Regions from separate parts of the Homo sapiens genome. Here region 1 is linked to region 2. A link is an interaction called in ENCODE POLR2A ChIA-PET data of the cell type or tissue named here. Cell type or tissue: MCF 10A. All regions are shown on one strand. Links, peaks and the distances in the headings refer to the core of each region. The heading gives the core; the rest is flanking DNA.

Region 1 (5,372 bases), core at 201-5,200, 130 kb after region 2:
CTTTCCCCTGAGGTCCCTTCCTGCCCTGAGAATCTGGGAAAATAGGTAGGGAGAAAAAAGCAGGGGATTCTCTAGAAGGTCCCTTTATCCTGGGCCTGTGAGCCTTAGGCACCACAGTCAGCCTCCCTGAGGCCTCAGAGGACACGCCCTTCCAGGCTAGGACTGTCTCGTTCCCCACTGGGCATCTGAATTCTAGCTGTCCTTTCCTGACAGGGCCTGGCAGTTGAGCCTCAGCAGGTTTCCTTCTCTGCTGGCTCCCTGCAGATGGCCTCCTGGGGTGAGGTTGGGGGTGGGAGGCACAGAGCAGGGACTGTTAAAACCTTCTTTGGACACTTAAGAAGGGTTCCTGGCATTTTGTGGTCACTGATAAACACTGTGGCAGGTAGGTGCGGCTGGAGAGGGGTGTGGTAAAGGGAGTGGCCCTGGGCCTCACAGTGAGAGGTACCCTTGCTGGTACCCCTACCTCTTGCCAGATCTTTACTCGATCCTGGAACCCCCATCCCTGTTTGCTCAGACTTGCAGACAAGCTCAGGAAGGTCAAGAGGCGCCGCAGGAGGGTTCTCGGTGGGACAGCCTGGCCAGGGTTGGGGCTGCCTGGCCTATAGGTTAGGTCACTGTGTGAGCTCTTGGACTGGCACTGGTTAAGCAGGATTGGCCTCTACTCTCCCACACTCCTTTGGGAGCTGGCAGTGGCTGAGAACATAAAAGCCTAAGGATGGCAAGGATGCTAAGAGCATTAACTCACAGATCTCAGGGAGCTTGCTGTTGGGTGGGCAAAGGTCTGGTGTTGCATGGGGCAGGCTGGGCATCCAGTATCTGCTCTCTTCAGTGCCGGCTGCTCCTGGAGTGGTGTTTGTTGGGAGTTGCTGGGTTGGGGTGGAGGGTTGGGGAAGGACTGGGCAGCTGCTGATGAGAACCTCTGTTTCCTTCCCGGGTACCAGAGGGAAGTCTCAGGTTGCCCTGAAGATCATCCGCAACGTGGGCAAGTACCGGGAGGCTGCCCGGCTAGAAATCAACGTGCTCAAAAAAATCAAGGAGAAGGACAAAGAAAACAAGTTGTGAGTATCTGCAAGGAGTGGGAGGGAAGCCTTCAGTGGGGCTGCTGGACCCCCAGGGGCTTAGTAGTGTGCCTTCACCCATCCGCACTGTGCCTTCTCCCCACACTCAGAACCAGGGGAGTGTGGCAAAGGTCTTGCTGGAAGCCTTTAGACTGCAGTCCAGTCTTCACCCCAGCTGTCTCTGTGTCCTGAGGAAGGCCTCCCAGCCCTGCGTTTTGTGAATTGGGGAGCTCACTGGGTTATGCTGGGCATAAAACAAGATAAAAACATGAAGTTGGGGCTCTCACATAGTAGGAGATACCCAAAGGAGGGCCTTTCTGTGGCAGACACACTGAGCACTCTCCTCCACGCACTGTGCTGAGCCTGGGCAGATGGGTGAATCCAGCACAGACCCTCACGAAGCTCAGCAGAGTGAGCAAGTGGAGAAAAGCAGCACCAGTCCTGCGGAGTGCACTAGCACTTTCCATCTCTCCCTCAGCAACTCTGAGGCAGGGCTGCTTCCATATCATAAGTAGGGAAGCTCGGAGGGCTTGGACCAGAACCGTGGACATCTCCCCTACCCCCCGCAGGAAGCTTAGTCCTTGCCCAGAGCTCATCTGGGTATTGGGTGATGGCTGGTGGGGAGAGGTGCTCTTGCTCTGATTTCTCTTGCACTGTGTGTATCTGCATTCTGGTGTGTGACCCGGTGGCCTAGGAGAGAGTTGGGAACTGTCTTCATCTGAGAGAGGGGGTGAGGCAGGCCCCCAGCACACAGCCTGAGCCCTGCCCATCCTCCTCCTCCAGCCTGTGTGTCTTGATGTCTGACTGGTTCAACTTCCACGGTCACATGTGCATCGCCTTTGAGCTCCTGGGCAAGAACACCTTTGAGTTCCTGAAGGAGAATAACTTCCAGCCTTACCCCCTACCACATGTCCGGCACATGGCCTACCAGCTCTGCCACGCCCTTAGATGTAAGTGTCCACCCTCAAAAGAAGCATGGGCAGCCACATGCCTGCAGCCAAGTCATCTGGTTACTTGTTGTCCCCATTCATTCCAGCACGTTACTAACCATTCTCCTGGGCCTGAGGGACACCAGATCCCCTTTGGCGGAAAGGCCTGTCTTTGGGTGGGAATCTCAGTGTGAGGATGGAAAGGCTAGGGCTCCCTCCAGGGACCTCCTGGACCAGCCTCTCTACCCCCAGGCACTCAGGAAGAAAACAGAAACGAACTGCTCTGGAATTGGCCTAACCACCAACCCTGCCTCCCTGCTTCATGCATGGGATAAAAAGGTAGAAGCCTGACCTGACAGATAGCACCACAGGTCCTGCCCACATGGAGACCCTCGGTCTAACCCTGACTTGTCATCTCCCTGCCAGCCTGGAAAAGCATTATTTGGCAGTGCCAGGGCTCAGCGCAGTAGGATTTGCAATGGTTGCAGCAGTACAGAAAGGCTCCTTGGTGAAGTTGGTAGGCGTTGAGCTAGAATCGCTCAAGGTCACCCCGCATCGCTCCCCTACCCTGAGCACTGCTACTGTGATAGGCTGCAGGCCACTGGGGTGGGAAGCCCCACATGGATGAGAAGACAGGTGTCTTCCTCCTCCCACAGGATCTGCAAGATGGGACAGGGACAAGGATTCCAAGCAAGGGGAACAGCTTGGTGAGGCCTGGAGCCTGTTAACGGGCTGAGAATTGGCTCCAGTGGAGTAGACTGCCACTGGGGAGTGGTGGGCCACATAGTTGTGAGGGTCTTGAGTGCCAGATGGGATCCTTGAGCTGAAAAGTGACTACTAGCAAGAAGCCACTGTCAGAAGGGGCTGGAGGGGAAAGGCTTGCCTGCTTATGACTAGCAATGAGAGGCGGGGCTGTCTTCCTGGGTATGCGACCTGTGCACTCAGTCGCACAGGACCCTGTGCTTGATTTAATGTCCTTTTGCCACCACCTTAATATTCTTAGTAACTTGAACAGGGGACCTGCATTTTCATTTTGCAAAGGGCCCTGCAAATTATGTAGCTGGTGCAGGGAAGAGGGAACCACCTCGAGGCTGTTGCTGTAGCTCTGCTGAGAGACAGGTGAGGAGGCCTGGTCTCTGCAGAGGAGAGGTGGAGGGAGGTTTTTCGAATGGCAAATTTCTTTCCTACCCCCCTGCTAAAGTATCAGAACCCTCCAAGGCCTCAAGTACAGAGAACCCTTGAGAGGGAGGCCAGCACAGAGGCAGGCTGTAGTCCAGCTCCCTGCTGAGGTGGGGGTGTGAGGACCTCTGGCAGTTGCTGGCATTGGAAGAGGGGTCTGGCCTAGAGCTGGCAGGAGAGCCAGCTTCTCAGTGCCTACTTCCCCTTCTTTCCCTGCTACCTTAGTTCTGCATGAGAATCAGCTGACCCATACAGACTTGAAACCAGAGAACATCCTGTTTGTGAATTCTGAGTTTGAAACCCTCTACAATGAGCACAAGGTATTGGTGGGGGTAAGGGTGAGGCCCTGTTTCAGGGGTGGGTTACCCGCTGGTGCAGACTCCTGACCTGGCAGGCCTGCCTTGCCTTTCAGAGCTGTGAGGAGAAGTCAGTGAAGAACACCAGCATCCGAGTGGCTGACTTTGGCAGTGCCACATTTGACCATGAGCACCACACCACCATTGTGGCCACCCGTCACTATCGCCCGCCTGAGGTGATCCTTGGTGAGTGACTGTATGGCCTGTGACCTTGTCATACTGGACTGTTGTTGGGAGGGTATGAGCAGAGGCAGTGGCATGCCTGTCATTCTCTGCCACCCAGGGCAGGCAGAGTTTCTCAGACCAAGGGGCCAGTGTCATGAGACACAGGTGACTGACCTGGCTTTATCTGTCAGCCTTACTGAGAGAGGGCCTCGTACTGGGATTTGGGCAAGAGTCCTGCCAGCCGGTGTGGTGGCTGCCTTGTGACTTCCAGGCTGGAAGCATAAGGCCGGATCTCACAGCCTCTCCCCATCTTGGCTTGCAGAGCTGGGCTGGGCACAGCCCTGTGACGTCTGGAGCATTGGCTGCATTCTCTTTGAGTACTACCGGGGCTTCACACTCTTCCAGGTACAGCCACCCTGCATTGGTCCCCTACCCTGAGTACTGCTACTGTGATAGGCTGCAGGCCACTGGGGTGGGAAGCCCCACATGGATGAGAAGACAGGTGTCTTCCTCCTCCCACTAATCATCATGTGAGATTCAGACCCTTTAAGGATGTAGATGCTAAAGGGAAGGCAGAGGTCAGGGTAGCTGGAACACTCAGAGGAGTCTTATGCTAGGCCATCGAGGATGGAGGATGGGGTAGGAGGTGACCTGACCTTCTAGATAAGGGGCACAGATGACTAAAGGCATCGGGATGGGCTGGGACAGGGCATGTTCTGGGCAGGGAGTGAAGAGCTAACCAGAGAGAAATGTAGTCACAGCCCAGTCCACCTCCACCCACAAGGGCTGAGGAGCCTAGGCACAGGCTGGCAGGAGAAGCTGGGGCTGCCGCTTCATTGGTAGGTTTGCATGTCCTGGGGCAGTGAGGGCACTTGCCCATCTTTCTTGTTCCTTTTTCTCCTTGAAGGGGCCAGAGCTAGTACTGACCCCCTTGCACTGTCCCTAATCTTCCACAGACCCACGAAAACCGAGAGCACCTGGTGATGATGGAGAAGATCCTAGGGCCCATCCCATCACACATGATCCACCGTACCAGGTAAGGACCCCAGTAGCCCCCTCAGGGTTGGTATAGAGGCCTTTCTCTTCTTGGCTGTGGGTCAGCAGGGTACTGGATGTGGTGAGTCTTTGCTGGACAGTCCATGGTTCCGCAGGCTCCTAAAAGCCTTCCCTGTGTGCCCCTGCAGACCTGTTGCCCTGGTTCTGCTGCTGTCTTGGGAGCTGCTCTTCCCCACCTCCCACCAGAGGCTTGTCCCCTTACTACTCCCACACTTGACTCCACCCCCTTAATTTTCAGGAAGCAGAAATATTTCTACAAAGGGGGCCTAGTTTGGGATGAGAACAGCTCTGACGGCCGGTATGTGAAGGAGAACTGCAAACCTCTGAAGGTCAGTTTCTGGCTACCCCCAGCTGAACTCATGCCAAGGAGAGACCCCAGGCACTGGGCAGACATACAGCAGAGACAGGCCAGGCCGCTAAAGGCTGCCTCCTTGATCCAGCTCTATGGGAGGCGGCACCCAAGACTGCTGGGTGCTGGCAATGGGGCTTCTTGCAAACTGCCCCAGAGGGGCCCTTAGCCCTACCCCTTCCCCATAGGGTGGCTATGAATGTAATTGGGGAACACCAGAAGAGCCAGATGTCAGAAGCCCTGCTGCTTCCTGTCCCTCTCTCTCCTCGAAATTTTGGGA
Region 2 (5,372 bases), core at 95-5,094:
CTGCAGATGGTAGGGTCTTGCTCCAGAGCCCCAGTGCCACTTCCAAAGCTTGACACAAATTATACATAGCATCTTCTCCCACTTCTGATAATCTGCAGCACCATAGGATATGCTGAATTGTATTGTCCTAGGAGTAGGACTGTTTACACTGTAGCCTGTATCTACTGCAAAGCTCTGTCATGCTCTGGGCCCGCTTTAGGCCTTGCTCAAAGCTTCCAGTCTTTCGTGACACCTGGTATATAGACTACAGCAGCATCCTTAGGTGTAGAATATGCTGACTCTAGAATCTGAAGAGATCCACCAGGTGTTGCGCTTCCTTTTTTGTGGGAGAAGGCATAAAATGCAATAATTTGTCTTTTACTTTGAAGAGGATATCCCAACATGCCCCTGACAACTGTACTCCTAAAAATTTTAGGGATGTTGGGGCTTGGCGCAGTGGCTCATGCCTATTATCTCATCACTTTGGGAGGCCGAGGTGAGCAGATCACCTGAGGTCAGGAGTTTGAGACCAGCCTGGCCAACACAGCAAAACCCCCATCTCTACTAAAAATATTAAAATTAGCTGGGCATGGTGATGGGTGCCTGTAATGCCAGCTACTCGGGAGGCTGAGGCAGGAGCTGGGAGGCAGAGGTTGCAGTGAGCAAGATCGTGCCACTGCACTCCAGCCTGGGTGACAGAGCGAGACTCCATCTCAAAAAAATAAAAAAATAAAAATTTTGCTGGGCGCGGTGGTTCACACCTGTAATCCCAGCACTTTGGGAGGCTGAGGCGGGCGGATCACGAGGTCAGGAGATCGAGACCATCCTGGCTAACACAGTGAAACCCCGTCTCTACTAAAAATACAAAAAAATAGCCGGGCGTGCTGGCGGGTGCCTGTAGTCCAAGCTACTCGGGATGCTGAGGCAGGAGAATGGCGTGAACCCGGGAGTGGGAGCTTGCACTGAGCCGAGATCACACCAGTACACTCCAGCCTGGGCAACAGAGTGAGACTCTGTCTCAAAAAAAAAAAAAATTTATAGATGTAGAAGGTCCCTGAATCTTCACAGAGTGCCCTCTGAAGTGCCTGTCTTATTTACCAAGGCCTTCAGTGTATTATCCATCTCTTGTTCATCTGGCTCATTAACATATTGTCATCAATGCAATGGATCAGCATGAAACTCTAAAGTATGTCCAGATAGTTCAGAGGTGTACAATCTTTTGGCTTCCCTGGGCCACATTGGAAGAAGAATTGTCTTGGGCCACACATAAAATACACTAACACGAACGATAGCTGATGAGCCAAAAAATAAATCACAAAAAAGGCTAGACGCAGTGGCTCACGCCTGTAATCCCAGCACTTTGGGAGGCCAAAGTGAGCAGATCACTTGAGGTCAGGAGTTTGAGACTGGCCTGGCCAACATTGCAAAACCCCGTCTCTACTAAAAATACAGAAATTAGCTGGGCATGGTGACGGGCGCCTGTAATCCCAGCTACTCGGGAGGCTGAGGCAGGAGAATCGCTTGAAGCTGGGAGGCGGAAGTTGCAGTAAGCTGAGATTACACTACTGCACTCCAGCCTGGGTGACAGAGCAAGACTCTGTCTCAAAAAAAAAAAAAAATTATAATGTTTTAAGAAAGTTTCAAAGCTCTCCTGTGCCATGTACAGCCTGCAAGCCGTGGGTTGGACAAGGTTGAGATAGTCCAAATCTCTTCAGACTGTATTTTACATAGAGTGGAAGGCATAGCCCTGGGAGGAAAACCTCACATGTATATTGTTGCCCATTCCATGTAAATGCAAACTTTTTTCTGACTCTTTTTCTTTTTCTGATTAGGATAAAAAAGAACACATTTGCCAAATCAGTGGTTGTATAATATGTTCCCGAGGCCAAAGTAATCTGCTGTAGCAAAGATACTACATCTTACATAATGGCTGTAATCGGGGCTATAGTACTTGGTTGAACTCATGGCAGTCTACAGTCACCTTCCAGGATCATCTGGTTTCTATAAGGTCAAGAGTGGTGAATTAAACAGATACATGATAGAAACCACCATCCCTGTATCCTTTATATCCTAAGGATGGAACTAATTTCTGCTGTACCTACTCTCAACACTTTTCTTTGTTGTCCCCCAGGAGTAAACCAATCCTGGTTATGAACTCAGAGACTGGGAAATGACCACTGAGTGGCTCCAAGGACCCAATGGCTGTACTGTAAGCCAGGCCCAAGACAGGATTTCACTTACAACCTGGCCCCATGTGCTTCCTGCACTCTAACAAGGAGAGGTTATGATGGTGCTTCAGGCCTCGAGCATCATTGTCATCACAGACCCTACATCCAACAGACCCTGATATGTCTAGGTATTTTTCTTTCCCAGGTGCACAGTTACCCAAATAAATGGCCATTGGTCTTTTTGAGAAAGAACTGAGGGGATCATTATCACATATTCTTGTTATAGTATTGAGGGTCCTTCCTCCTAGGGACCCAGCCACCTCTTTAATCATGGGATTCCAAGTCTCAAGCTGGCTCTAGTCTGAACACTAGGAAAGGGATTGTGAATTTTTCTTGGGCTATGGCCTTCAGTCTTCTAGTCATCTTTCCTTAATTTCTTCTGCTAGTACAAGCTGAGTAGTACCCTTAACAATTGCCCATCTAATTTGCCCCTAGGGACATTTTGCTTTATTAGTCATCTCCATAACTCTCTGTTGGCCAGGTGTTCCTGGCTGCCACTCAAACCTCACCAGCCATGATGATAATTGCCATTGCCTAGCTTCCGGAAGTTAAGCACTGCCATCTGGACTTTTGTTTGTTTGTTTGTTTCAGTGTCCCATTATCCTCATTGCTATCAGTAAGTCAAGTTCTGTACTAGTCTCTTCTATTATCAGTCCTAGCCTACAGAGGAGAGCGAGTACTTATCTTTTTAGTACTTTTTATTCTGGTGAGCCTCTCACCAGCAAATTCTTTCTTTTTTTTTTTGAGTCAGAGTCTTGCTCTGTCACTCAGGCTGGAGTGCAGTGGCACGATCTTGGCTCACTGCAACCTCCGCCTCCCAGGTTCAAACAATTCTCGAACCTCAGCCTCTCGAGTAGCTGGGATTACAGGCACCTGCCACCACACCCAGCTAATTTTGTGTGTGTGTGTGTGTGTGTATATATATGTGTGTGTGTGTGTGTATATATATATATATATATATATTTTTTTTTTTTTTTTTTTTTGAGACAGAGTCTCGCTGTTGCCCAGGCTGTAGTGCAATGGCAAAATTTTGGCTCACTGCAACCTCCGCCTCCCGGGTTCAAGTGATTCTCCTGCCTCAACCTCTCAAGTAGCTGAGATTACAGGCATGCACCACCACACCCAGCTAATTTTTGTATTTTTAGTAGAGATGGGGTTTCACCATGTTGGTCAGGCTAATCTCGAACTCCTGACCTCAGGTGTTTCACCCGCCTTGGCCTCCCAAAGTGCTGGGATTACAGGCATGAGCCACCAAACCCAGCCCTTTTTTTTTTTTTTTTTTTTTGAGATAGAGTCTCGCTCTGTCACCCAGGCTGGAGTGCAGTGGCACAATCTCGGCTCACTACAACCTCCGCTGCCTGGGTTCAAGCGATTCTGCCTCAGTCTTCCAAGTAGCTGGAATTACAGGTATACACCACCATGCCTGGCTAATTTTTGTATTTTTCTTTTTTTTTTTTTTTTTTTTTTGAGAAGGAGTCTCGCTCTGTCTCCCAGGCTGGAGTGCAGTGGCACAATCTTGGCTCACTGCAAGCTCCACCTCCTGGGTTCACGCCATTCTCCTGCCTCAGCCTCCCAAGTAGCTGGGACTACAGGTGCCCGCTACCACGCCCAGCTAATTTTTTGTATTTTTTTTAGTAGAGACGGGGTTTCACCGTGTTAGCCAGGATGGTCTCGATCTCCTGACCTCTTGATCCGCCCGCCTCGGCCTCCCAAAGTGCTGGGATTATAGACGTGAGACACTGCGCCCGGCCAATTTTTCTATTTTTTAGTAGAGACGGGGTTTCACCATGTTGGCCAGGCTGGTCTCGAACTCCTGACCTCAAGTGATCCACCCACTTTGGCCTCCCAAAGTGCTGGGATTATAGGCGTGAGCCACCACGCCCGGCCTAATTTTTATATTTTTTTGGAGAGACAGGGTTTCACCATGTTGGCCAGGCTGGTCTCAAACTCCTGACCTCAAGTGATCCACCCACCTCGGACTTCCAAAGTGCTAGGATTACAGGTGTGAGCCACCATGCCGGGCAGCAAATTCTTCACGGCCTTGATAAGTAGTGTGTTGTTATGGTTTGAATGTGGCCCCTAAAAATCTGTGTGTTAGAAACTTAATTGTTCTCCCCTCATAAATGGATTAATGTCAGTTCTGCCCTCATGAATGAATATATGGAGTAATGAGAGTTCTGCCCTCTTGAATGGAGTAATGTCATTATCATGGGAGTAGGTTCGTTATCACGGGAATGGCTTTGCAATAAAAACAAGCTTTGTTTTTTTGTTATAAAAGCAAGCTCTATCATGGGAATGGCTTTGTTATAAAAGCAAGCAAGAGTAACCAGAATCTTTCTGGTTGCCCTCTCACCATGTGATGTTCTCTGCTATGTTATGACACAGCAAGAAGGATCTCACCAGATCCTGACTTCAGGCTCTTGGGCTTCCCAGCCTCCAGAACCATGAACTCAGTAAACTTCTTATAAACTACCCAGTCTGTGCTATGCAGTGAGAGCAACAGAAAACAGATGAAAACGTGTTCTCTGGGCCTTCTCATGAGGCATAATTAGCTAGGAGATCTTCTGGTTACCTATAGTCTATCCATTCTGGCACACCTATTTCCCTGAGTCTTTTCATTCTACCATCACTATCTGCCATAGCAATTCCGGCATGTAAGCTTTCTTTGGCATAGGTCATCACTTTTTCCATGCTTCTAGGATCCATCCTGGTAGTAAGATTGTACCATCTCCTATTGTCCTTGCCAGGATGTTAAATCTTGTATTTTGAAAGAGAGATTCCTGCCGGGCGCAGTGGCTCACACCTGAAATCCCGGCACTTTGGGAGGCCGAGGCAGGCGGATCACAAGGTCAGGAGTTCGAGACCAGCCTGGCCAACATGGTGAAATCCCGTCTCTACTAAAAATACAAAAATTATCTGGGCATGGTGGCACGTGCCTGTAATCCCAGCTACTCGAGAGGCTGAGGCAGGAAAGTTGTTTGAACCCGGGAGGCAGAGGTTGCAGTGAACTGAGATTGCGCCATTGCACTCCAGCCTGACAGGGTGAGACTCCATCTCAAAAAGAAAGAAAAGAAACGAAAAGAAACAAAGAGGGATTCCCAAGTCAATAAACTCTTCCCTATCCAATTTTATATTCCTTCTCCTTCATCAAGCACTCTCAGAATC

The links. ChIA-PET counts read pairs that join two places held together with the same protein. Peaks named below come from ENCODE experiments on the same cell type or tissue, not always from the same donor. Only the 100,000 strongest peaks of a DNase experiment are listed, where the experiment ranks them.
Region 1: POLR2A ChIA-PET joins it to region 2 with 5 read pairs; 2 of 35 experiments call an interaction of 5 or more read pairs at or near these places.

What each region holds. Positions count from the first base shown.
Region 1 is chr15:74,623,961-74,629,332 of GRCh38, forward strand. It overlaps CLK3 (CDC like kinase 3), which reads left to right. Exons shown (of 13, transcript NM_001130028.2): 6 at 942-1,058; 7 at 1,842-2,008; 8 at 3,392-3,486; 9 at 3,579-3,708; 10 at 4,010-4,092; 11 at 4,644-4,723; 12 at 4,982-5,072. Among named protein-coding and RNA genes, the nearest start is that of CLK3, 11 kb to the left of the region's middle. RefSeq lists an enhancer at 5,365-5,372. In MCF 10A, for the core only: no CTCF peak of the experiment used is centred there; no DNase peak of the experiment used is centred there.
Region 2 is chr15:74,495,069-74,500,440 of GRCh38, forward strand. It overlaps LOC124903526 (a long non-coding RNA gene), which reads left to right and starts at 1,561. Exons shown (of 2, transcript XR_007064713.1): 1 at 1,561-1,987; 2 at 2,111-2,396. LOC102723714 (a long non-coding RNA gene) reads left to right here and starts at 3,766. Exons shown (of 2, transcript XR_007064712.1): 1 at 3,766-3,799. In MCF 10A, for the core only: no CTCF peak of the experiment used is centred there; a DNase peak (open chromatin) is centred at 2,683.